Linked DNA regions of Mus musculus: regions 1 and 2 are each linked to region 3. The links are chromatin loops, found by intact Hi-C in ENCODE. Cell type or tissue: heart. All regions are shown on one strand.

Evidence for each region. Peaks named below come from ENCODE experiments on the same cell type or tissue, not always from the same donor. Only the 100,000 strongest peaks of a DNase experiment are listed, where the experiment ranks them.
Region 1: a loop joins it to region 3, with 3.0 times the contacts of the local background. A loop is called at or near these places in 2 of 42 quality-filtered maps.
Region 2: a loop joins it to region 3, with 2.5 times the contacts of the local background. A loop is called at or near these places in 2 of 42 quality-filtered maps.

What each region holds. Positions count from the first base shown.
Region 1 is chr12:80,766,822-80,774,821 of GRCm38, reverse strand. No RefSeq gene overlaps it. Among named protein-coding and RNA genes, the nearest start is that of Ccdc177, 10 kb to the right of the region's middle. In heart, no CTCF peak of the experiment used is centred here; a DNase peak (open chromatin) is centred at 4,991; H3K27me3 peaks cover 1,004 bases.
Region 2 is chr12:80,638,203-80,646,202 of GRCm38, reverse strand. It overlaps Erh (ERH mRNA splicing and mitosis factor), which reads left to right and starts at 2,092. Exons shown (of 4, transcript NM_007951.4): 1 at 2,092-2,439; 2 at 5,159-5,246. The coding sequence starts at 2,437. It overlaps Slc39a9 (solute carrier family 39 (zinc transporter), member 9), which reads right to left and starts at 1,988. Exons shown (of 7, transcript NM_026244.2): 1 at 1,227-1,988. The coding sequence starts at 1,322. In heart, CTCF peaks have their summits at 2,053 and 3,368 (motif pointing right); DNase peaks (open chromatin) are centred at 1,982 and 2,322; H3K4me3 peaks cover 4,063 bases; H3K27ac peaks cover 2,387 bases.
Region 3 is chr12:80,941,820-80,949,819 of GRCm38, reverse strand. Srsf5 (serine and arginine-rich splicing factor 5) reads right to left here and starts at 4,321. Exons shown (of 8, transcript NM_001079694.2): 1 at 4,148-4,321; 2 at 3,100-3,244; 3 at 2,439-2,509; 4 at 2,226-2,324; 5 at 1,955-2,024; 6 at 652-725; 7 at 216-326; 8 at 1-100. The coding sequence starts at 3,225. It overlaps Gm20337 (predicted gene, 20337), which reads left to right and starts at 4,421. Exons shown (of 3, transcript NR_045057.1): 1 at 4,421-5,083; 2 at 6,591-6,778; 3 at 6,878-7,168. In heart, a CTCF peak has its summit at 4,459; DNase peaks (open chromatin) are centred at 3,649 and 4,339; H3K4me3 peaks cover 2,314 bases; H3K27ac peaks cover 1,662 bases.

The sequences.
Region 1 (8,000 bases), 170 kb after region 3:
TTTGTGGGTTATTGTACAGTATGACTCTATAATATACCTATGAGCCCAAGGCTTTTGTGGCCAGCCACAGCATGGATAGTATACTCAACACCAAGTGATTTGTCTAGGGATATGGCTCTGTGGTAGAACACTTGCCTAGTATATGCAAGACTCTGAGTTTAATCCTAAGTGCCCAAACAAAACCAAAAAAAATTAAATAGATAATTTGAGGGCCAGCAAGATGGGCAAAGATACTGGCCACCAAGACTGGTGACCTTAGTTTGGACCCCCAAACCCACACGTCAGAAGATGGGGACTGATTTTACAAGATGTTCTCTGCATATAGGAGGTCATGTGCATGCATAGCTATAGTCTGGTGTGTGTGTGTGTGTGTGTGTGTGTGTGTGTGTGCGCGTGTGTGTGTGTATACACGTTTCCCCATCCCACTCACAAAGGACAGCCAGCCATCACAGATCTTGTCTGTGATCGATAACCATTCTCTGATCTAATGAAGATAAGGAAATGAAAACAGCCTAGCTCAGTCCCAGGTGACTTCTTCCTGCTTTTTTGAGGTTCACAGACTATTTATTGGCCTTGGCCACACCCAGAATTGATCTCAGGTTTATCCTTCATGCTTGGCTAATAATGGCCAAGGAATGGAACACCTCTGTGCCCTCATTCTATAGGACGGTTACACCTGAGCAGGAAAGTCAGAGCTCCGACTGAGGAGTGTCACAACATGCAGAGGAAAGACACCACCCCACATAAGGGCTAGGCATGTAGCTTGGTGGTAAAGCATTCATCTGGCATGTACATGGCCCCGAGTTCAATTCCTACCAAGAAACAAATGAAGCACTGGAGAGATGGCTAAGCAGTTAAGAGCACTTGCTGCTCTTGCAGAGGACCTAGGTTCAATTTCCAGGACCCAGAAGATTCAATGTCCTCTCATGACTTCCATGAGCACCAGGCATGCATGCAGGACATACACAAAGGCAAAACAGCTGTGTACACAATTAAAACAAATGGAGTTGGCTTAGTCAAGTGTGTGGCACAAATCAGTGATCCATGCTGCCTTGTACATGCTTGACCCAGGGCGTGTGTGGCACCAGTAGAAGGTATGGCCTTGTAGTGGGTGTGGCTTTGTTGGAACAGGTGTGTCACCATGGGCATGGGCTTTAAGACTCTCATCCCAGCTGCCTGGAAGGAAATCTTCTCCTGTTTGCCTTTGAAACAAGGTGTACAACTCTCAGCTCTTCCTACACCATGTTTGCCTGGATGCTGCCATGCTCCTGCCTTGATGATAATGGACTGAACCTCTGAACATGTAAGCCAGCCCCAATTAAATGTTCTTCTGAAAGTTGCCTCGGTTATGATGTCTCTTCACCGCAGTAAAACCCTAACTAAGACACCTGTATTAGGAGGCAGAGCCTGAAAGATTACAAGTCTAAGGAAGCCTGGGCAACACAAAACACTGTCCAAAAAGTATCTGAGATTCTCCGTATTCTCACTCTGTTCTTTAGAGACAGCTTGTCTGTGCATACCTGGATGGACACACTTCTCTGATGTCATCTTTAAGGAGAGTCTTGCCTGCATCCATTTGAGAAGCTGGCCAGAGGGCGTGGGCTAGGAGATTTGGAAGGACGTGCGGCTTGGGTAGAACTTCATGGCTGTTTCTGGCATAAGCACTAGCTCCCCACAAACTGATGGGAAAATAGGAAACAGAGAGATGCTAGGTGTGGTGCTTTGAATGAGAATGCTTCTTGCCCCACCCTAGACATCATAGTACTTCGAATACTTGGATATCAGGGAGCGGCACTATTTGAAAAGTTAAGGTGCAGCCATGTTGGAGTAGGTGTGTTTAGTAGGTTGGCCTAATGCTACTTGCATTTTAATGCTAATATTGGGCCTCCCCAAGACTGGTTGCCTCAGAGACAAGAGATTCTGCATGTAAGACTCGAGGGACCCTGCCCCCAAGTTATTTGTGATTGGTAAATAAAGATGCCAACAGCCAATAGCTAGACATGGATGAGGATTAGGTTATGAGGGCTGGGGGTCAGAGGAGAACCACAAGGAGAAGAATAGTGCAGGAGGAGGAAGGAAGAAGCCACCACGGATTAGGAGTCCAGAGAACATGGCCTGGAGGGCTGCCCAAGTAGTTAAGAGCAGTCCAGATGAAACATAGAAAGTAATAACTTGAGTTGTCAAAAGGAACACAGAGAGCAGTGTTAAGGCTTATTGTAAATATCAAGGTTGTGTGTGTGCCTTTTATCCAGAAACTTAAATAGCTAAGGCGGGGTAGAAACCTAGGGCCAGGATTAAATACTTTCTACGATGGGTGTGGCCTTGTTAGAAGAAGTGTGTCACTAGGGTTGGCTTCAAGGTTTCAAAAAGCCCATTCCAAGCCTGTGGATCCAGATGTAGAACTCTCAACTACTCCAGCATCATATCTACCTGCATGCTGCCATGCTGTCGTCTGCCATGATGATAATGGACTAAACTTCTGAAACTGTAAGCCAGCCCCTATTACATCCTTTTCTGAATTGGCCTGGTCACGGTGCCTCTTCACAGCACTAGGACACCAACCAAAACAGAAGTGTTCTCTTCTTCTCACACTAACTAGCTAACTCCATAGCTATCTCAGGTTCATAAAGCCTCCAGTGCCCACATTGGGCTAGGTCCTCCTGTCCTTCCCTCGCATAACCCACACTCTTCCTGTACAGTTAGGTCTGCCTCTCCCTTCACCCTCAGCCACAAATCACCCCCAGCTCTGTGACTAAGCCTGTCTGTTCATCACCGAGTCCGAAGACTGACCTTAAGCCTGTACTCAGGCACAAAATACATTTTCCTCCCCAAAGACAAAATCATTTTCCCCTAAATCAAATAAAACCTATGTGAAGAAAATTAGCATTTACTGCATACCTGCCATACACCAAATGACTGGCTATTTAATATGATTTTCAGAGCCACTCTGTAAAACGGATGTAACTCCTGTTTTTAAGACAACGTAACTTCAAGATGGCAAGATATTAAGTAGCTTGCCACATTCATGAGAGAGAAGAAGGACGGAAGGAAGGGTAGAAAAAGAGGAGGCAGGGGTAAGGTGGTATGGACCAATAATCGTAGTACTTGGTGGGTAAGACAGAAGAATCATAAATTCCAGGCCATACTGGACTACATGACAAGACTCTCAAAACACATAGACACATTACACACATAAAACACACACACGTGGTGGTGCACGCCTTTAATCCCAGCACTTGGGAGGCAGAGGCCAGCCTGGTCTACAAAGTGAGTTTCAGGACAGCCCAGGCTACAGAGAAACCCTGTCACAAAAAAACCAAAACAAAAAACAAAAAAACAAAAAACAAAAAAAACCAACAACAACAAAAACAAAAAAAACCCACACACAACACATATTACACATGTAGAACATACACAAGATACATACAACATACACTACATACACAACACACAAAAAGCACACAATACACACATTATACACAACATCACACACATAAAACACATACAACATACATACACACATAACAGAGCAAACACAACATAGAGCATAGCACAACACACACAAAACACACTTAATACACTCACACTATAGACACAACACACACATGCACACACACAGCCGTATGTGCAGTCCTAAGGCATGCTGTGTCTAACTCTTCAGCTTTGGTGGAGGAGGGTGTCTTGACAACCTCTCCCCAGTCCTCAGTGCTGGTGGGAATGTCAGTGACCACTTCCCTATTCACCTGTCTGAGAAAAGGAGGGAGGCAAGAAATGGGACCAAGTTATTAGCAATTATTTGCTTTATAAACCTTTACTGAATATGTCAAACATAAGACCTGGGAAAAGGGGGCTGGCAAGATGGCTCAGCCAGGAAAAGCACCGACTGCTCTTCCGAAGGTCCTGAGTTCAAATCCCAACAACCACATGGTGGCTCACAACCATCTATAATGAGATCTGACGCCCTCTTCTGGTGTGTCTGAGGACAGCTACCGTTACATAGAGTAATAAATAAATCTTTGGGCCGGAGAGAGTGGGGCCAGAGTGAGCAGAGGTTCTGAGTTCAAATCCCAGCAACCACATGATGGCTCACAACCATTTGTATAACTACAGTGTACTTACATACATTAAATAAATAAATAAATAAATAAATAAATAAATAAATAAATAGACCTGGGAACAAAAGGACATAAAACACAGGGCCTCCCCTCTCAAAGGCCATTTTCCAGTTCTTGAATTAGATTTAAAAAAAAAAATAGCTACAGCAAAACCAACATTATGGAAGTGTAGATGGATTCTCATTCGTGTATGTGTGTGTGTGTGTGTGTGTGTATTTTTCTCTAATAAAACATTAAGCCTATAAGCTCAGTAATTTGGGTGACAACAGCTGGAAGATTATAAGACCAAGACAGCTGGGGTTACATGGAAAGTTCCAGTCCAATTTGTGTTATTCAGAAAGACTCTCTCTCAAAAAAGAAAGGAAGAAAGAAAGAAAGAAAGAAAGAAAGAAAGGAGAGAGAGAGAGAAAGAGAGAAAGAGAGAAAGAGAGAAAGAGAGAAAGAGAGAAAGAGAGAAAGAAAGAAAGAAAGAAAGAAAGAAAGAAAGAAAGAAAGAGGGAGGGAGGGAAAGAAAAAAAGAAAAGAAGAGAAGAAAAAGGAAAGAAAAGAAGAGAAGAGAAGAGAAAAGAAGAGAAAAGAAAAGAAAAGAAAAGAAAAGAAAAGAAAAGAAAAGAAAAGAAAAGGTTAAATTTTATATATTGCGGCTCACCCAAACACTGCGTGCCCAGCCCAAACTGACCCAGTCAATGAGTGCCTCACCAGGAGATGTAACTGAGGTGAGTTGTGAGTACAGTCAATTCCGCAGTTGGAAGGAACAGGTATTGTCATCAAGCCCTCTTAAGAAACTGACTTTTGGGTACAACCCGCACCCCTGGATTGAAGGATAGGGTCTGGTGTTACGCCTGGAATGTCGCTTTGGAGGATTCAGAACCTCACTATGACTGAACTCACAGAGGACTGGCGCCACCTGGCGGTAGGAGTGCAGGGCGCACACTGCGGTCCTAGTCTTCCATTAGTCCTGGGTCGTTACCCCAGCTGCCATTCCACTCTGTCCAGACAAATCCTCTCATTTCCAGCAGCAACTAGAAAAATAAAAAGCAACGTTTCCAAACGGAGCAGAGAAACTGAGAGTCTAGTTAGAGGCATGATTTATAAGTACAAAGAAACTCACCATAAGAAAGTTGGAAAGTTTGGATTTGATCATCATTTAGTTAATTTAGTTAATAGTAATAATTGTCTTTCATTATTTTGTCAACACACGGTATTTTGTATTATGTGCAGAACATATTTCATCTCACTTAATTCTCAGTAACAACCATGTGAGATACATTATAGCCTTCTTCACCTTTTTAAAAGGTGGGCAATCAAGTGCTGGGGAGATGGCTCAGTGGCCATCCAAAGGACCAGGGGTTCAAAGCCCAGCATCAACATAGCATCTCTCAGTTGTGTGTAACTCCAGTCCCATACACTAGCTTCTGACCTACTCAAGCACCAGGCATGCATGCGGTGCACAGACATAACCTCAGGCAAAACCATCCATACACATATCAAAACAAAACTATTAAAGGGTAAGCAAAGTTTATTGACAAAATAAAAAGACAGGTTCCCTATTACAGCCATTCTGTGTTGATCAAATGGCTATTCAGAGAGGCTAAGGAATTTCCTTGAGGTTAAAGAGTCAAGACATAGACAAACTGGGATTTCAACTTGGTTGTAGACTCTGATACATTTATCCTTAAGTGACCTGATAGGTATGGCCACTCAGCACACTGAAAGTGGAACTCACCGACCTTGCCTTTCATCCTTCATTTCCAATCTGAATAAATGGCCCTACCTCCTCTCCACCCCAACTCAGTCTCCGATGTATAGTCCAGAAACCTGGGGAGTTTTAAGCGCCCCCAGAGTCACTTACCAACCGTGTGTGTTGTCTCTCATATATGCTTTTTTGTTTTCATTACTGAAGACTGGATCCAGGACCTCATACACAGTAGGCAAGTTCTCTACCACTGAGCTATATCCCCAACCTCTCACATCTACTTTAGATGTTCCCCTCTGTCCTCACTGCCACAGCCTCGACTCAGGCCTGCCCAGAGCTTACCTGATTAGATGCTCACTGAGCAGTATGGTTGATTTATAGTACATTCTCCCACTTCAGTCTCCATGGTAATGGGCTCTGCCACTGCTGTCCCAGTGGTTGGCACCCAGGAGACACTCAAATCTGAGCGGCTCAAGGTAGCCAGAAGTCATTTTTTTCCACTTTACTAACGTTCTATTGAGTTCATATTTAGTATTATGTAACATTCATATTTACTAAATCCCTAGACCCCTATGCCTTTGTGTATGACTGAAGTCAGAGCGTTTCGAAAGTCTGGGTGTTACAATGGAATCGTGAGTGTGGCTCTACTTCCACATGACTGGTCTTCGGCTAAGTAAGGATGGGGGGTAAATCAGTAAAGTGCTTGCCGTGGTAAGCATTAAGGACCTGAGTTTGGTCCTCAGAACCCATAGTTTACAAGCTGGGTGTGGTGATAAATTCAGAGCTAAGGAAGTGGAAACAAGGAAACCTGGGGCTTGCAGGCCAGCGAGATCACCTGCAGCCAACAACAACACTGGATTCATAGTAATGTTCCCTCCAGGTGTCCTTGCTGACAGCTCTATGATGTAGGTGTTTTGTTTTTTTTTTTAACTGCATGTGGTGTGTTTGATACGTGTGAACATGTATGTAGGTGCAGGTGCAAGCACAGCACACATGTGGAATTCAGAAGACAACCTCAGGCATCAGCCTTGGCCCTGTGGGTTTTTTAAATTATTTATTCATTTAATGTATTTAAATATGCATACCAGAAGAGGGTATCCGATCTCATTACAGATGGTTGAGAGCCACCATGTGGTTGCTGGGAATTGAACTCAGGACCTCTGGAAGAACAGCAGTGCTCTTAACCACTGAGCCATCTCTCCAGCCCCGGCCCTGTGTTTTGAGGGCATGTTTGGGATGTAGTTTCCTGCTGTTTGAACCATGCTAGCCGATTTAGACGCTTCCAGTGACTGCCTCCCACCTCACTATAGGAGTGCTGGGATCACAGACACATGCCTCTGTGTCCGGCTTTATTGCTGCTTCTGAAGATGTGAACTCAGATCTTCATGCTTGCTTGCAAGTCTTTTACCTGCTCAGCCATGTTCCAGCCCAGGCATGCTGGTTTCTGATCCCCCATAGGATAGAAACAGTACCTGCTTCATACCTTTAATGCTTGAAGCAGATTAATAGCTCAAAATATTCTGATGCAGCTAGTTGTACAACACATATAACAGGCAGAGTAGCACTACTCAGACTCCATTTCTTCTCAACGATACATAGCAGAAAGTTACTAAACAGTCTTGACCCAAAACAGAGGAGGCCCTGTCTACCTTGCAGGGCAGCTTGGAAGTCCTTGCCATTGCCGTAGCACGCTGGCACAGTGCTGGCCTTTGAGTGATTCTTTTTCTATTGGTAAGCCTTCCCAATTTCTGCATTGATTAGCAATGTTCCCTCAGGTCTCCTTGCTGACAGCTCCATACGGTAGGCATTTTAAAATGCATGTGGTGTGTTTGAGATGTGTGTACATGTATGTAGGTGCAGGAGCAGGCATGGCATGGCACACATGTGGAATTCAGAAGACAACCTCAGGAGTTGGCCTTTGCCCTTCATATTGCTTGAGTCGGAGTTTCTTGCTGTTTGCTGCTGTTTGAAAGATGCTAGCTAAAGAATAGAAGTTGATGCTATTTTGATTAGCATAGCCCTTACTAAAGTATAAAATACGTTCTTTTGCCAAATATTTCCTTTACCTGCTGGTTTATATCTGAAATTTCTTAACGATTTAATCTCAAAAAATTAGGAATGATGATACTTTAATCATACTTGTCTAGATCCACTTGGGAGGCAGAAAGCCACAGTAATTTAAACAGGGG
Region 2 (8,000 bases), 300 kb after region 3:
TCATGACACTTTGTAACTCCAGTTCCAGGGGACCCCACAACTTCTTTTGGCCTCCAATGACACCAGGATTGCATGTGGTACACAGACATACATGTAAGCAAAACATCCATAAATAAAAATAAAATTAAATAACTTACTGTATCATTAGATTCCAAAGGGCACAGGTGAAAAAGGAAATAGAAAAGGACCACACGCAAGCCAAGGTGACGCCTTCCTTCTCTCTGGCTAAAGGCCCTATTTCCCCTCCCCGCCCAGACTCACCACCCTTTCCACCATAGGCTTTCTCCACCTTCATCAATGCCTTCCCTTCAGAGTCTCTTTGAGGCCTACCTCATGCCTCATCTTTCCTCTGGGGAAGTTAGTCCTTTCAGGAATAGAACAACTGAGGCAAGGGTTTACTCTACTACTGATCTTGGGGATGAAACTATGGAATTCTCTTGCATGCAGTAGTTTTTTTCTCCTTAAACCTTTGAGCACTGTGTACCTAGGACACTCTGATGATCTAAAGAACAGACGAGAATATCTTTTCTCTCCCCCCCCCATAACCTCTGCTTAGTGGATGACAACCTAACAAATAACCCAAAGTGCATCCTGCATTGCAGACTAGGTTTGGCCTCAAACTCAAGAGATCTATCGCCTCTGCCTCCCCAGAGCTGGGATTAAAGGCGTGCAAAAAGTTTATCTCTAAACAAAGAGATTTGAAAATAATCTCAGAATATCCATTCCAGCCCTTGGCTTCTTTGAAAGGAAATGATAATAACAACCTACTGTAGCTTTTTTCTCTCACACTGATTGTAGTGCTGACATCCTAAGCTTTTCTCCAAAAACATTCATGATTTTTCTCAGAAATTGTTATACTGATTTCACCTCAGTGAAATAGTAAGTCTCCATTTGGTTTTATCTGATATCTTGATTTCTTGAAACCTCCAGGAATCATCAGAAATGTAACTGTGGTTCCTGTCTCTTGAAAAATGCAGAGCCCCAACTTTTGGTGGTCGTGGGGGTATATAATTTTCAGAGGATTCTGAACACTCCAGGTTCTCCAGTGTATCATCTATCTACCATTCTTGGTTAAGATGTATACGGTTGAACACAAGCTTTGTTTCTACTGTGAAATGTTACATCTTTTCCTTAATGAGACCTTAGAGCTGAGAAACAGCTTCTTTGCAAATATAGCTAGGTCTAGCATCATCCTAACGCTTGGCAGACAATGGAGAACGTCTTACCTCTGAGAAATTAACAGCCAAAGGAATGATTCCGGCCACGTAACATCCCACCAACATTGCCACAGACAGCAGACTAATGGAGAGAAAGTCATCCATTCTGCCCTCCCGTAGTCACCCTCTACCACCAGGCTTTAAGATTCCAGCAGTTTCGAAAGGCGCTTAGGCTGTTTAAACGCGTGGTCTTCCAAGCAAACGGGAATTTGCCCACTTCTTTCAGCCTTGCCACCAGCCGGGGTGTTCTCGAAGCACGCCACTCTCTTAAGAAGCAAGCTCCTTCTGCTGACTCTAGCACCAGAGAAAACTTCGCGCAATCTTAGGTACTCGGTTGCCAGCCACTGAGATTCCGGTCGGTCACAGATGGAGAAATTGTGCTGAAAGAGACCTCAATCGTCGGAATGAGAGTGTCACGACGACCCGCTCCTAGACAAGGCCCCTGGTAGCAGTAGGAAAGAGGGGTAAAGCCAAGTGTCTTCTTCGCACGCTGTACCTGTTCCTAGGGGTGGCACCGCAGGTGATACGCCCCCAGGGAAGGGACCAGCCCACCAGTCCCAGCAAACTACCTTCCGAGTCTAGAGTCGGGCAAGATGTCCTGCAAGTCTCTCACTTGGGTCGGAGGATTCAACAGCAAAGTCGACACGATGCTGTCTCTGCCCTACACCCGGTGCTACCCATGGTACTTCCCTCAGCCAGGCCCTGACCCTGAGTCGCCAATACTACAGCTGCCATGGCCGCCAAGTGGCACCTCTTCATTACTCCCACTTCCGGATTGTCTCACAGCCTCCTCTTTAGCAGGGCACTTCCGGGTTACAACCGACCTATCGGCCAGGTCCTTATATTGCCGCCATTTTTTTAGAAAGGCTTAAAAAAAAGACGACTGGTGTCGCTGTTGTATTCCCCATCACTTTAGCCGCCTGTCAGTTAATTAGAGTACAGAAGGCAGAATCCCGAAACGAACTCTTCTTCCTAAAGCGGAGAAAGAGTCTCTTACCCATCCCGGCGCCCTTAACCAAGATGGCTGAAACAGCGTCAGTATCCACTCTAGAAACCAGAAACGTGTGTCTCTCTATGGTCTGAAAGATTCCTTTTGCGTCGCGCTTTCGACGACTTCCGGCGGCGGCTCTCGCGGGATTGGCTGTTGGCGGCGTTGCGGCTGAGCTCGTGTGCGGCAGCAGAGGTGTTAGCGGCGGCTGCAGCAAGAGCGTTTGGCGCGATGGTGAGTCCTTAGCGGTTGCCGGGGTCCCCAACTTAGAGGGCCACCCCTGCTCGGTACATCTTCCCATCCTTCCCGCCCCTGCCCTTCTAGCGCGAGCGAGGGAGCTGCTCCCCGCCCCCTTCCCCCCGGCTCGCGGGTGGACCCTTCCCCTTCCCGGCGCTGAGCCGCGGGGCCTGCCCGTAGGCCCCGGACCTGATCCTCCTCCCTGCGGCTGCGCGCCTCCCGCCTGATGGTGGGGGGCGAGGTATGCGGTGGGCAGACGATGCCCTCCCTGCCGATCGCTGCCTGGAAGAGGGAGGTGTGGGGTGCCGTTCATTTCTCATCAGATGCACTAGCCGACTGTAGGAACAATGGCCGGGGAACGTGTTAGACGTTTCCTGAAACTGACACACCCGTCACCTTACGGTTCTCCGTAGGTCGGCCTTAGGGGGTCGGATTGGCTTTACAGTGTGCTGCCTCAGCCTGCCCCCTAACCCCCGAACTTCAAAAAAGAAAGTATTTTTCCTTTTTCAGTATCCTTAGTTGCCCTGTTTTGCCAATTTTGTCAGCCTTCGATCTTGTTCTTTCTTATATTCTCCTGGGAGTGGAGCCTGAAAAGAGACTCCAGGGTCCTGGTCCCAAAATCCGGCAGGGAAGGTTTTTGTTTTATTTGTTAAGTTGTGTGTCTGTGCTTGCACGTGAGTACAGGAGCCCTCAGAGGCCAGAAGAGGGAATGAGATCCCCTGGGTCTGGAGTTAGAACAGGCGGTTGTGAGCGGAGGATGTGGGTGCTAGGAACCAAACTCATGCCTTCTGTAAGAGTAGCACGTGCTCTTAACCACTGAGCCATCAACACTCTGGTTGTTGTTTTGCTTTTGGGGATCTTCCTTTTCGGTGTGTGGTGATTTGCCTGCATGTCTTGTGTGCCACTTGCATGCAGTGCCTGCGACAGACAGAAGAGGGCGTCCGATCCCCAGGATTGGAATTACCTGTGATGGTAAGCGACCGTGCGAGTGCAGGGAATTGAAAACCAGTCCCTTGGAAGAGCAGCTCGTGGGCTTAACCACTGAGCCATGTCTCCAGTACTTATGCCCTCTTATTTTTAAGTAAACAAAAGGGAAATATTTGGAGCAGGTGTGTTTATAGTTTTCAAATATTATTTCAAGTTATTCCTTAATTTGCCTAAAATTTTTAAAAATGTGGCAAAGAATGAATAGCTTGTCTAGGATGAGCCATTACAAAAATGCAAATAGGCTTTCATGAGACTAATTTTCTCAACAACAAAAGTACCATTTGAGTAGCTGGCCTTTTATGAGCCCCTACACAACACATCCTGCTTTCTCTGGCTATTAATAACAAACAAAACACTGTTCACATGACTACAGGTTTCTTTTGTTACCAACTTAGAGTTTTCTCTCAAGTCTTCTCAAACTTAATTAAAGACACAGATCTTGCTGGGGATGGAGAAATAATAATGCTCTTGCTGTAAGAAATTTAAAGTGCTTTTATTTCTGTTTTTATCCAGAAAGCCTAAATCTTAGAAACTCAGTTCAGTTTGTTGATAATTAAATTTTTGGATTATCTCAAAATAGTTTGGGCATCCTGACATGAGAATTTGTTTTTTAATCAGAAACTAGTGTTGCAAGTGAAGAAAATAAGGGGAATAATTTGGCTGAGAATTGGGCTTGCAGTGGAGTTGCATCATGCTAGCATTTGTTTAATTAATTAATCTTGTTTTGTTTTTCGAGACAGGGTTTCTCTGTATAGTCCTGGCTGTCCTGGAACTCACTCTGTAGATCAGGCCAACCTCAAACTCAGAAATCCGCCTGCCTCTGCCTCCCAAGTGCTGGGATTAAAGGCATGCACCACTACTACCCGGCTAATTAATCATTCTTAAATGCACGAGAGACACTATATAAGACTATGCTGGTCAGGATGTCTGCTTCACTTATTTAAAGATATTTTTGGGTTTTGCTTCTTTGAAGAGAGTTGGTGTTAGTGAGATCTAGTGAGTGGAGACCAAAGGTGCCACAAAACATCCTATAGGCTCAGGACAAACCCAAAGAATTCATTTCTGTCCCCAAATATAGTGAGAACTCTGAAGCTGACTCGGCTCCCCAGTGAGCAAGAGAGGAAGGCTTTCAGTGAAGTCCTGCTCCTCTGGTACAATCAAAGATTTTGTACATTCAAAGATAAATTATTTGGGTATGAGCTGGCCCCTTAAGGCAAGTTATCTAGACGAATAGTTCCATAAATAACTTTAGTGTGGTGTTCACTATATACATTTTATATTGTTACTTTATCTTACACCTTGATGTGGGAGGTAACTCCTGTATAAAATGTGGTTCCGCTGTTGTGCTCAAGTCAGGAAAGACCTTAGGTTGATACAGTGATTATAGTATTTCCTGTTCTCCTTTAACTACTCCATGTCTTAGTTTTTATTGAGTTAAGAGAGCTAGAGGCTAGTGGAGTCAGAAAACGGGTTCTAAAGGTTAATAAGAAAAAATGCAGGAGCGGGTATATTTGGAGTTTGAGAAATGATCCAGAGGGTAAGGGGCTGACTTAGTTAAGGGAGTTGTGAGCCCAGCACTGATAGGGAAACATGAACTGCGGATGAGCAACCTAGTCAGTTATGTTTTAGTAACTAACATCTGTGTCACGTCACGTCGGGGGCTTATGTGGTGATGAGAATTTCCGAGTCGCATGTTGGGATATTCATTGACGTTGTTTTTCCCCTTCAGTCTCACACCATTTTGCTGGTACAGCCTACCAAGAGGCCAGAGGGCAGGACTTATGCTGACTATGAGTCTGTGAATGAGTGCATGGAAGGTGAGTGAGCACAAAGGTAATGAGGGGGAGGTTTTTACAGTCCCTCACACACGCTGCTCTCTGGGGGATGAATAGCATGTGGGAACTGGAATCTTTTTCCCCCTACATTTCTTCATTTCTTTTTGTTTGTTTGTTTGTCCGAGACAGGGTTTCTCTGTGTAGCCCTGGCTGTCCTGGAACTCACTTTGTAGACCAGGCTGGCCTTGAACTCAGAAATCTGCCTGCCTCTGCCTCCCAAGTGCTGGGATCAAAGGCGTGCGCTACCATGCCCCAGTTCCCCCCTGCATTTCTTGAAGTACTCATTTAAGCAGGAAAAATAGGTTTTTAGTGTGGACTATTATTACTTGTTACTACATTTTGTTACGATATGTGGGTGTTTTATATACATCTCTTTGACATATTCTGCTAAACTATAACACTGTTACCGTTGGCTCTGAGAAAGCCTTCTGAAACGTAAAATAAGTTAGTTCAGGGAAAGTCAAGATTCACAGAAACAGGTCAATATGATTTATTGTGCATATGCTAAACTCACAGCAGACTCATACCCAGGGAGCCTTTAGAGCGCAGGCTGTTTGCTGCTAAGTGGATTTGGTTTTGTGCTTAAGCATTACATATTAACTGGTGTACTGCCTAACACTGCTAGGAAATTGTTCTTTGCTTCTTTCTATCAAAAAGTTATATAGTTGGTTTGGCTGCACAATGGATCCCTAAAACCGTTGATTATTCAAAATTAACTGGGTTATTAGCCTCCAAATGGAGCTGATTATACCTGTGCAAACAAAAGCTGCTTATAATAAGGATGACTTCCCGGAGCCTGTGCAATACACTTGGCACTGCCATCACATTCGGCTCCTAAAGATGGAAAGGGAAGGCGGGTGATGTGGCACATCCTATTGAAAAGGAAAAAAAAATTAAACGACAAGCAGTGGCCATTACCCTTGTGTGTAATTCCAGCACTGCTGAGGCTAAGGTCAAAGGAGCATGTGGAAGCCAGCCTGAGCTACATAGTAAGTTGCAGGACAGCGTGAGCTGGATACTGGGTGCTTTCTGATAAAACCCGAGTGGGTAGGGTGTAGAGGGTACCTTAGAAGCTGGGGCATAGCTCCGTAGTAGAGAGTTTGCTTAACATTCATGAAGTCCTAGGTTCATGCCTACCAATGCCAAAAGCAGACACTTTCTCTACCTTGAAAATCTGCCTCTATGTTCTTCCCTTCCCTTTCTCCTTCGACTCAATCTGATGCTGGTAAATTTATTTACCAAATTATTGGTAAGAGCTTTATATGGAGTTTAAGTTTCTTTTTTGGTGGGAGGTATATAGAAATAGAGCTGATTTTCATGTATTGATCATGTATGTTACAGCCTTGTTACTTCATTTGTTAATTCTAATCATGTCTTGGTGGCTTCATCTACAAGACCACCTTATACGCAAATAGAGGCAGTTTACTTCTCTGGTCTAGCTAGATGCCTTTTTACTTCTTGCCTCTTTGTTCTGGCTCCAGCCTGCAGTGAAGTGCTGAGTCAGTGTTCATTCTTCGTCCTGATGGTGGCAGACAGTCTGTGTCCATGCCTTTAAAGATGCACGTGAAGTTACCTTCCTGGGCTTGACTTCCTTTTTAATTCTTACAGTTACAGAATTTCAGTGTAGTGTGCTAGTAGCCGTTAGGGGGGGGGATAGCTCAGTAAAGACATAAGCACCAATGAGTGTGAGAGCCCAGAACCCCTGTAAACAAGCCAAACCTGTGCTTGTAATCTGATGCTGAAGTGTAGAGGCAGGTGGATCCTAGCAGCTCGTCGGCCAGCCTCGTCTGAGTAAGATGCAGGCCAGTGAAAACACTCTGTCTGTCGCAAAGGTGGGAGAAGATGGATGGCATTTTACTTCCGTTTCCTCTGTGTAGCCCTAGCTGTCCTAGAACTTGCTCTGTAGACCAGAATGGCCTCCAACTCACAGAAATCTACCTGCTTCTACCTCCTGAAAGCTGGGATTAAAGGTGTGCAGCAACTTAACCCCAGCTTTTAAAAGTTACTTTAGAGGTTCCTTAAGAGCTTATATATATACTACAATATGGGGCATGTTGCCCACAAGTAACGAACTTGTTCCTTGAGCGGTTGGTGGTAGCAATGACTGAACAGGTAAGTTCCCCCGTTTGTAGAACACTTTCCTGGTTGGAAGTTAACAGGTAGTGTGCTCTGTTGATAATTGTTAGTGCTACCATTGTTGATTGTGGAAGTTTGGTTTGGGTTTTTTGAGACAGTTTATAGTAAGCTAAACTGAAACTCACTATAGCTGAGGATGAGCGAGAACTTCTGCCTTAGCTTCTCAAATACTGGGATTACATATGTGACCACCACACCTGGTTTTCTTCTTATTTTGGAGTATTTACAAGCTTTGCTGTGCTAATGCTTCATATGTTACTTCAGATATACTCTGTAAAACCCTATGGAAAGGGGTTTATTGTTTGTCAGGTAAGGTTTTCTGGGTAGAGTTGTTTGTCTTGGTTGTGTGATAAATAAACTAGCTTTCTGGATTCCTCTTGAGTCCAGCATCAAGGCTCTTCAGTGCCGAATTAGGGTAAGTTTTAACTTTGTCACCAATTACTGTGACTTTTTCCATTGCATCAAAATTTAAAGGTAAAATAGGAAATTTCCGTGTTCTGCTCTCCAGCTTTAGAAAGATTTACTGGGAACCTTGATAAAAGAATCACATTATGGGCTGGAGAGATGGCTCAGCAGTTAAGAGCACTGGCTGCTTTTCCC
Region 3 (8,000 bases):
CCTGCTCCTTGATCGGCTGTAAGACTTGCTCCTTCGTGAACGGGATCGGCTACGGGACCTAGAGGAACTTCTGGTCCGAGATCGTGACCTGCTTCTTGACCTGCTATGAAAAATTGGCAAGAAGGAAAGAGAGAAAACACACATTAACCTGTATGACAGGGCTCTAAAAGCCAGCAAGTAAAACCTTTGGCTTAAAAATATAAACGAAAGAGTACCTGTGCCTTTTGCTGCCTTCAATTAATTTGATTTTTCTCCCGTTAATTTCCTTTCCAGAAAGTTTCTCAATAGCATTCTTTAAGTCACCATAAGAGGCAAACTCAACTACCCTAAAATGGAAGGAAAAAAAAATCCCTTTAAAGGTTATAAATCCAATAGCCTTGTAGACCACCTACACAGATCAAGATAAGCATAAGTTTATCCCTGTTGTTATTGCTGTTTTAAGTCATTTCTGATATATACAGCACAATTCTGTGGTGTGCCCCCCTATGTACTGTGGAATGTTGCAGGTGCCTATTATCAACAGTCCCTTGTGATAGTCTTTCTCCCCAAACTTAGCCAAAATCAAGCACATGCAAATTTTAGATCATAGCAATGCCACAATTAAAATTCCCAAGGTAATTAATTAAGACTCACAATCCAGGACATGCTTACCCTTCATTTAGTTTAGGTCGATGTGCATCCGCAAAGGTTACTTCCCCAGCTTGTCTCATGAAATCTTTGAGATCCTTAACACAAGACAATTATGTTAAGGAGAGAAAGGGAAAAGTGGCACACAAACAACCACATGGCATAAACAAGACTACTGGAAGAGAAGGTGTTAGATAAAGTACAAACATGGCATATACCACACTTGTATTCTATCAGAATTCAAAAATTATGCCAGGGCACGAAATAAGCAAATAGCATATTGCTTTTAAGCAAAATGCTAGAGGGCATTCCAATTTTTTAACATTATAGTATTAGTCTAACTGAGCTCAGTACAAAAGGGGGAAAAAACAAAAAACAAAACAAACAACAAAAAAAAACAAAAAGGAACAGTACATCCTTTAAAGACTAGTTTTATATTTAAAAAAAATAAAAAATAAAAAAATAAAACAACATTTACAAAGACACCAGTTATTTTGTGCCCCATATGTCATTAAAAAATTTTACTTTACCTTTATTAACATTTCCCTAGGCTAGTCAAGCAGCAAACCATTAAGCGGTCGGAGAAACCTTCATGACATAGGCCCGACTGGCTCTTCGCCACCCACTTGAAGGATACTACCCAATCGATGGAAGCCTTTAATCGCACAGCCCTCCCTATTAGCAGACTACTGGCGATGCAGACATGTTTTACTCTTGTGCAGTTACCAAGGACCACTTTACTGCGATCAGGATTCCAACGACCAACTAATTTCGTATCTTTCAACTCTTTCGACCAGGACCTCTTATTCGGAAGCGTTACAGGAAGACAGCTCTCAACTTAGGGATCAGATCACGTTATCAACGGTTCTGGGATCGCTGCAACCCGGCACTTCAAGTAAGTGCACCGATTACGTCTAGACCGGCAAACACAGATCTAGAGGTGGCCAACTGATCACTGTAGGAGCTGACTGGCAAAGTCAACCAGGCCCAACCAAGAGTGACCAAGACAACGATTAGGATAACCCACAGGCACTCCTCGTCATAAGGCCAACGACACAGATAGGCTGGCAAATAAAGGGTTTAATATTTGGTTAAAATTGATTTTAAAAAACATGAAAAAATAACCTCAAAACATTTACATTTGATCACTAATATTAAAATCTGAAACATCCCCCAGTTACATTTAACTAAAGTTTAAAATTATAGTTCAATTAAATTAATTTAAGATAAAGCATTTAATAAGATATATATTAATAAAACATTAACTACCCATTAACACTTTTAAATGCCACATTAAAAAATATCTCAAAACTGTATTTCAACAAACCTGCCAGCTGACTCTTGAGGATAAATTCTCAACTATAAGTCGATTTTCTGTTCTTACAGGTGGAGCATTTCTGAAGAAAGAAAAATAAGCATTCAGTGTCAGATGTTATGTCACAATGTCAAATGCTATGTGACAAGTTTAAGCCAAGATAGTGATTCCATCAAGTTTCTGGGTTCTCAGCATGTGGACTAACTAGACTTAACTAGTCTGAGAACCATTTAATGCTAACGGACCCTAACCCAACCGTAACAGCCAAACCCAAACCACATACCGTCTATCATTTCGAGGTCTGCGACTGCTAAAACGGTCGGAGTATCGTCCTCTACCTCTTCCACCTCGAGACCGAGCCCGGGCATGTTCAATCGTCACCCTACAAAGAGGTAAAAAAAGCATTCACACACTACACATGAGAGCACTTACATATGCAAATGTCTACTCTGCTCTACTTCCCTGGGAGAACTACTTATAAACCAATCATGCTTACCTTTCACTGCAAAGTTCCTTCCCATCAAGTTCATAAACAGCATCATCTGCATCCCTTGGGTCCTCAAATTCCTAAAATGTAGCAGTAAGAGTAGAGCTTTTGGACGTGCATGCATTCTACAGCACATTAAGATCATGGAAGCCGAGCGTGGTGGCGCACGCCTTTAATTTAATCCCAGCACTCGGGAGGCAGACAGATTCCTGAGTTCGAGGCCAGCCTGGTCTACAAAGTGAGTTCCAGGACAGCCAGAGCTATACAGAGAAGCCCTGTCTCGAAAAACCAAAAAAATAAAAAATAAATTTAAAAAAAAAATCATGGAAGTGTTAAGATATACCTTACACTCAGATACTATAACCCTAAGCTAGGGATGACTGAGAATCAACTCCAGCCAGCAGTTACTTTAACTTCTTAACAGAAGCCACTGCTTCTTGGCCACTTCTAACATCTTTCTGGGAAAACAATTCACATGGACTCAGAGTCCATGCTCATCACAAGAGCTCTACCCACTTTGTTTTTTTTTTTTTTCTTTTTTTGGAGACAGGGTTTCTCTGTGGATTGGCTTGCCCCTGCCTCCCAAGGGCCAGAGACCAAAGGCATGTGTCACCACCACAAAGTTACCTAACTTCTCGACAGATAATTCAACTCAGTTTCAAGTACTTACCACAAAACCAAAACCTCTTTTCAAGTCAATATCTCGGATCCGTCCGTAACCCTTGAAGAATCTTTCCACATCTTTCTCCCTCGCTGCTGGATTTAGTCTCCCAATGAACACTCGACAGCCACTCATGATGCCCGGCTAGTGTTTCCTGTTAGGCAGTAATTGAATCGAGACAATATCAACGATTGACACCATGGGGGTGGGGGATGTTCAGTCAAGCAGTCAAACACACCCCACGTTTACCAACTCTACTAACAAGGTCGCCATGTACCTTTTAAGTCGTTCACGACCACCACATTCAAATTCCAAGTTAAAACTTAACTCTCCAAAAGACCCCCTTCCCAGGTTCCACACGGCAGCCCACCACAACGCCAGTAGCCACCTTTCTAGACTGCGCAGCCGCACACGCTGTCCCCGGATCCCGGGGTTCCCCTCCCATCTGCCGCAGTTAAGGCCAGGCCGAGAAATGCGGGCGGAGCCGAGCCCGCCCTCTGCCAGGCCTGGTCCAATAGCAGCCGGCCGCGCCCGCGTCGCGGCCTCCCCGCGCGTCACAAGCCGGAATCTCGCGACGCCACCACCGAGCCTGCGCAGTGGGCGACGGGGCGCGTTCGCAGCACAAAATGGCGACGGCCGAAGTATGCGGCGGGGTGTGGGGGGGGGAGGAGCGTAGCGAGCCGAGCTGCGTGCCCCCGAGACACGGGCAAGCCCGGGGCCCAGAGCGCTGCGCCTGCGCCGGCCCACGGGGGGAAACCCTAAGCTGCCCTGGGCCAGGCCGGCTCCCCGGCGTCCGGGCCTCGATGAGAGCCATTAAGGGCGGCAGGGAGGGGCGCGCTGCTTCCCGACACAAACGCCCTCCCCACGCCCGCCCTTCCGCCTCGTGTCCCCCTCACGCAACACCCACAGGGAGACGTGCCCCAGCGCCCACCTCAAATCAACTGCGCTCTCTGAGTCGCCGTCCTCCGCAAAGAGCGAAGCCCCGGCCACTTGCGACCCGAGCGGCCATGAAGAAGCCTCGATCCGAGAAGCCTTGCCCTCAAAGCGTGCCACTCACCTACCGGACAGGGTCTTTGGCGGCTGAGACCCCGGAGAGGTCCGTAGTCTGCGACGGAGCTGTCTGCCTCCCTACACAAACACACACACAACACACATACACACGAACCCAACTCGTCTACAGTCTCTCCACAACTGACGCACTTAGCAGCTCGGACGTTGCACAAAATGGAAGGGACGTCCTGGCGTCACTTCCGGGGCGGTGCCAGAAGCTCGGGGACCGCCCACTTGGAGCTGAGGACAGACGGTTCCTGGGAGCCGGAAGTTCTAGTAGGGCGGGGCTTCCTTACCGCGACCCCTGGCGAGAGCAGTGGGTGGTGGGAGGACTAGAAACGTTCGTTCAGTTGGCAGGATACACCGGGACACTTCTTTGGATACGAAAAGATGTATTTAAACTTTTTCTTAGGTCCCTCGAAGATTACCAAGAAACCCAGGCTTTTCAAAAATCACCTGTTTCTTTTAAAAATTCATTTACATAGTCGGTCTCGCTAAGCAGTCCTGGCTAGCCTTGAGCTCAGCGATCCAGCCGGTCCGCCTTCAGTGTGATAGGATTATTGGCCCGAGCACCAGGTCCAATTCTTTCTTTCTTTCTTTCTTTCTTTCTTTCTTTCTTTCTTTCTTTCTTTCTTTCTTTCTTTCTTTCTTTCTTCCTTCCTTCCTTCCTTCCTTCCTTTCTTTCTTTCTTTCTTTCTTTCTTTCTTTCTTTCTCTCTTTAGCCTCTTCTGCAAATTGTACTTATCAATGTCCTTCAAGAGAGGGTTCTTAGCCGGGCGTGGTGGCACACGCCTTTAATCCTAGCACTTGGGAGGCAGAGGCAGGAGGATTTCTGAGTTCAAGGCCAGCCTGGTCTACAGAGTGAGTTCCAGGACAGCCTGGTCTACACAGAGAAATCCTGCCTCGGAAAAAAGAGAGAGAGAGAGGGTTCTCTGAGGCTCAAGTAAGTGAATTCTTTCAGTGTTGTGGTTTTTGTTCTGATCAGCCTAAGGAACTGAATTGTTTTCTACTAAAGGAGAGATTTCACGTGGTGAAATAATGAAATTGGTACTGTGGGTAAAAAAAAAAAAAACAAAAAACGCTCCTATATATTGAATCCCTAGGGCCAATCTTGGCTCAGCTAGCTGGGAAAGATTTCAAGTTGTTTCTAAATCCAACTGGCCATTGTCCATTCCTTTCTGTCCAGGTCTCAATCTCAATAGTTAGGTGGACGGTGGTAGCTTCAGCCTTTAATCATCTCTGTGAGTTCCAGGCCTACCTTATCTACAAAGTCCAAGACAGCCAGGAAAACCCTGAGTCAAAGAACCAAAAAAAAAAAAAAAAAAAAAAAAGAGTCGAAATCAACAGTTATTGAGAAATAGAGTTTATGCTTCCAGCATGGATGTAATACACAGCAGTCCACATCGGTAACTCTATCCAGCCTTCCCCAGTGAGGTTGGGAGGTCTAGAAACATTGACAATAAAGACTGTTGTTGTTGTGAAAAAGGCTACTTCTCTTTAATATTTTTATCTGTAACCTAAGGCATCATCTAGATTTTGAGATGTACCTAGAATAGAGTCACACAATTTCAGCTAGGGTCACAGGGATGAACTGATAGCTCAAGAAGGAGCAGAGCAACCCTGGGTCTGACCTCATTCACGTGGAATAAGCTTGTCTATTCAGTTAACTATGCAAATAAAAACAGCATCAGTGGACCCATTAAAAAACATGTAGCGGGCAGTGGTGGCGCACTCCTTTAATCCCAGCACTCGGGAGGCAGAGGCAGGCGGATTTCTGAGTTCCAGAACAGCCAGGGCTACACAGAGAAACCCTGTCTCAAAAAAAAAACAAAAAAACACTTGTATTATCCCAGAAATGTCTGGGGGTGGGGGGTACTCTCTTTTGGATAAATATTTTCCCCATGTCATTCTTTAGGGGCAAGGGCATCCTTTCCAAAGACATTCAAACAAATAACATATATGTAGTAGAGGAAAAGAGTTACAGAGATCACAGATTAAGAGAACATTTATTGTCCATCACAGACCTGCTAGCTGCCTTCCTCTCCCCAGAAATCGGGTTACACCCTCCCTGAAGGTGTTAGGAGTTGATAAGAAAGCTTACTGTAGCCAGGCATGATGGATAGGTATGTTTTTAATCCCAGTGTTTAGGAGCAGAGGAAGGAAGTAGCCTACTCTATGTAGTGAGTTCAGAGTTAGCCGGAGCTACACCGTGAAACACTGTCTGAAGAGAGAGAGGGGGAGAGAGAGAGAGAGATTCTGTTTCTGACTCAGATTCACCCTATAAGCCCATCTTTTACTTATTAAATACTGATTTTTTTTAAATGCCTGCATGATGTTTAAAATAGCAATGTCTCTAGAGTCATTCAATACAGACATTTCATTTCTGTCGACTGTAGACCACATCATTTGCTGGTGATCCTCTCTGATTATTGTAAAACTGTTTCCCCCAGATTGGACATCCCCATCTTGAATCAGAGCAGCTGTTGACCAACCACAGAGCCTCTGGAAGTCAGGCCTATCAGCATTCCTGCATGGAAGACTGAGGAAAGCTCCTCCCAGAAGCTGTATCAGCAGTGAATGATGACTGGGAAGAGAGATTGCTGGTACCATAGGCTGCCTTTGACTCGCCCAAGGCCCTGTAAGTAACCCCAGCAAACTCATCGACTCACCAAGCTGGAGCTGAGTGGGTTCTGTCCTCTCCCCTAGGTAACAAGATGTTTCTTTTTCTTGCCCCCAGGAAACATCACACAACAGAGCTGAAATTTCCTATTGCCTAATGACAATGTGGCCGGGACATCATCTCAGCATAATGCATTCCTCACACGTTCGTGGCAATGGTCTCCGGTGTAAACAAGCCTGCCCTTCAGCCGGCCAGAGAGAACACACAGTACTGTACAGTACATAATACTTGATAACTAAATGACTATATATTTACTATTATTGTTTTAGAGTATAGGGGTTTTTTTAAGATATTTTACTGTGTGTCTTAGTTTGCTTTTATAAATGTAATAAAACACTAACCAAAACCAACCTGGGAGAGAAAGGGTTTATTACAGTTCAGAGTCCATCATGAAAAGAAGTCAGGGCTGGAAATGAAGCAGAGACCATTACTCATCCGGGAAAACTTGCGTCTGTAGTTTAAAGTTGTAATCATTCACATACAAGAAATTTGAAAATACTTAGGAGTTTAGAGCATATTTCTCAGTCACAATGGAGGTGGCTTGGAAAATATTCAGAGAATAGTGGAGGAACCCAGTATTGGCCTCCAGTTCTACACTGACTTGCTCTTGAGACCCTGCTCAGTCTCCTTTCTTAAACAACCCAGAACCACCTGTCTGGGGGGTCACTGCCTACAGTGGGGCTAGGCTCTCTCATATCAACTATTAATTAACATATTAATACCCCACAGACTTGCCTAAAGCCCAATATGGTGGCGGAAACATCTTCTCCGTTAAGGTTCCCTCTTCCCAAGTGAATCTAGTTTGTGTCAAGAAGACAAAACCTAACCAGCATGCTGTGTAACTGCATAGCATGCCACCCTGCAGCAGCCCACACATCTGTTCTTCCATCTGGGTTCCTGTAAGAACACTCACTGGTGTTCACACAGTGGCCAAACCACCTGCTGATGTGGTTCTCATATGACATCACTCTTGCTATGCTTACAGCATCCTGCCACCTGGATCCCTACTGGCAGAAATATTGATTTAAATGGTCTGATGAGGAGTACAGTTTGTTAGAAAGGGCTTGTGTGGGAAGCCACATGTGCCGTTGCAGAGTGGCACTGACTACTGCTGGCCACCACACATAAGTTTGGACAAACAACCAATGTGTACATATGCAGTAAAGTTTTTTGCAAAGAC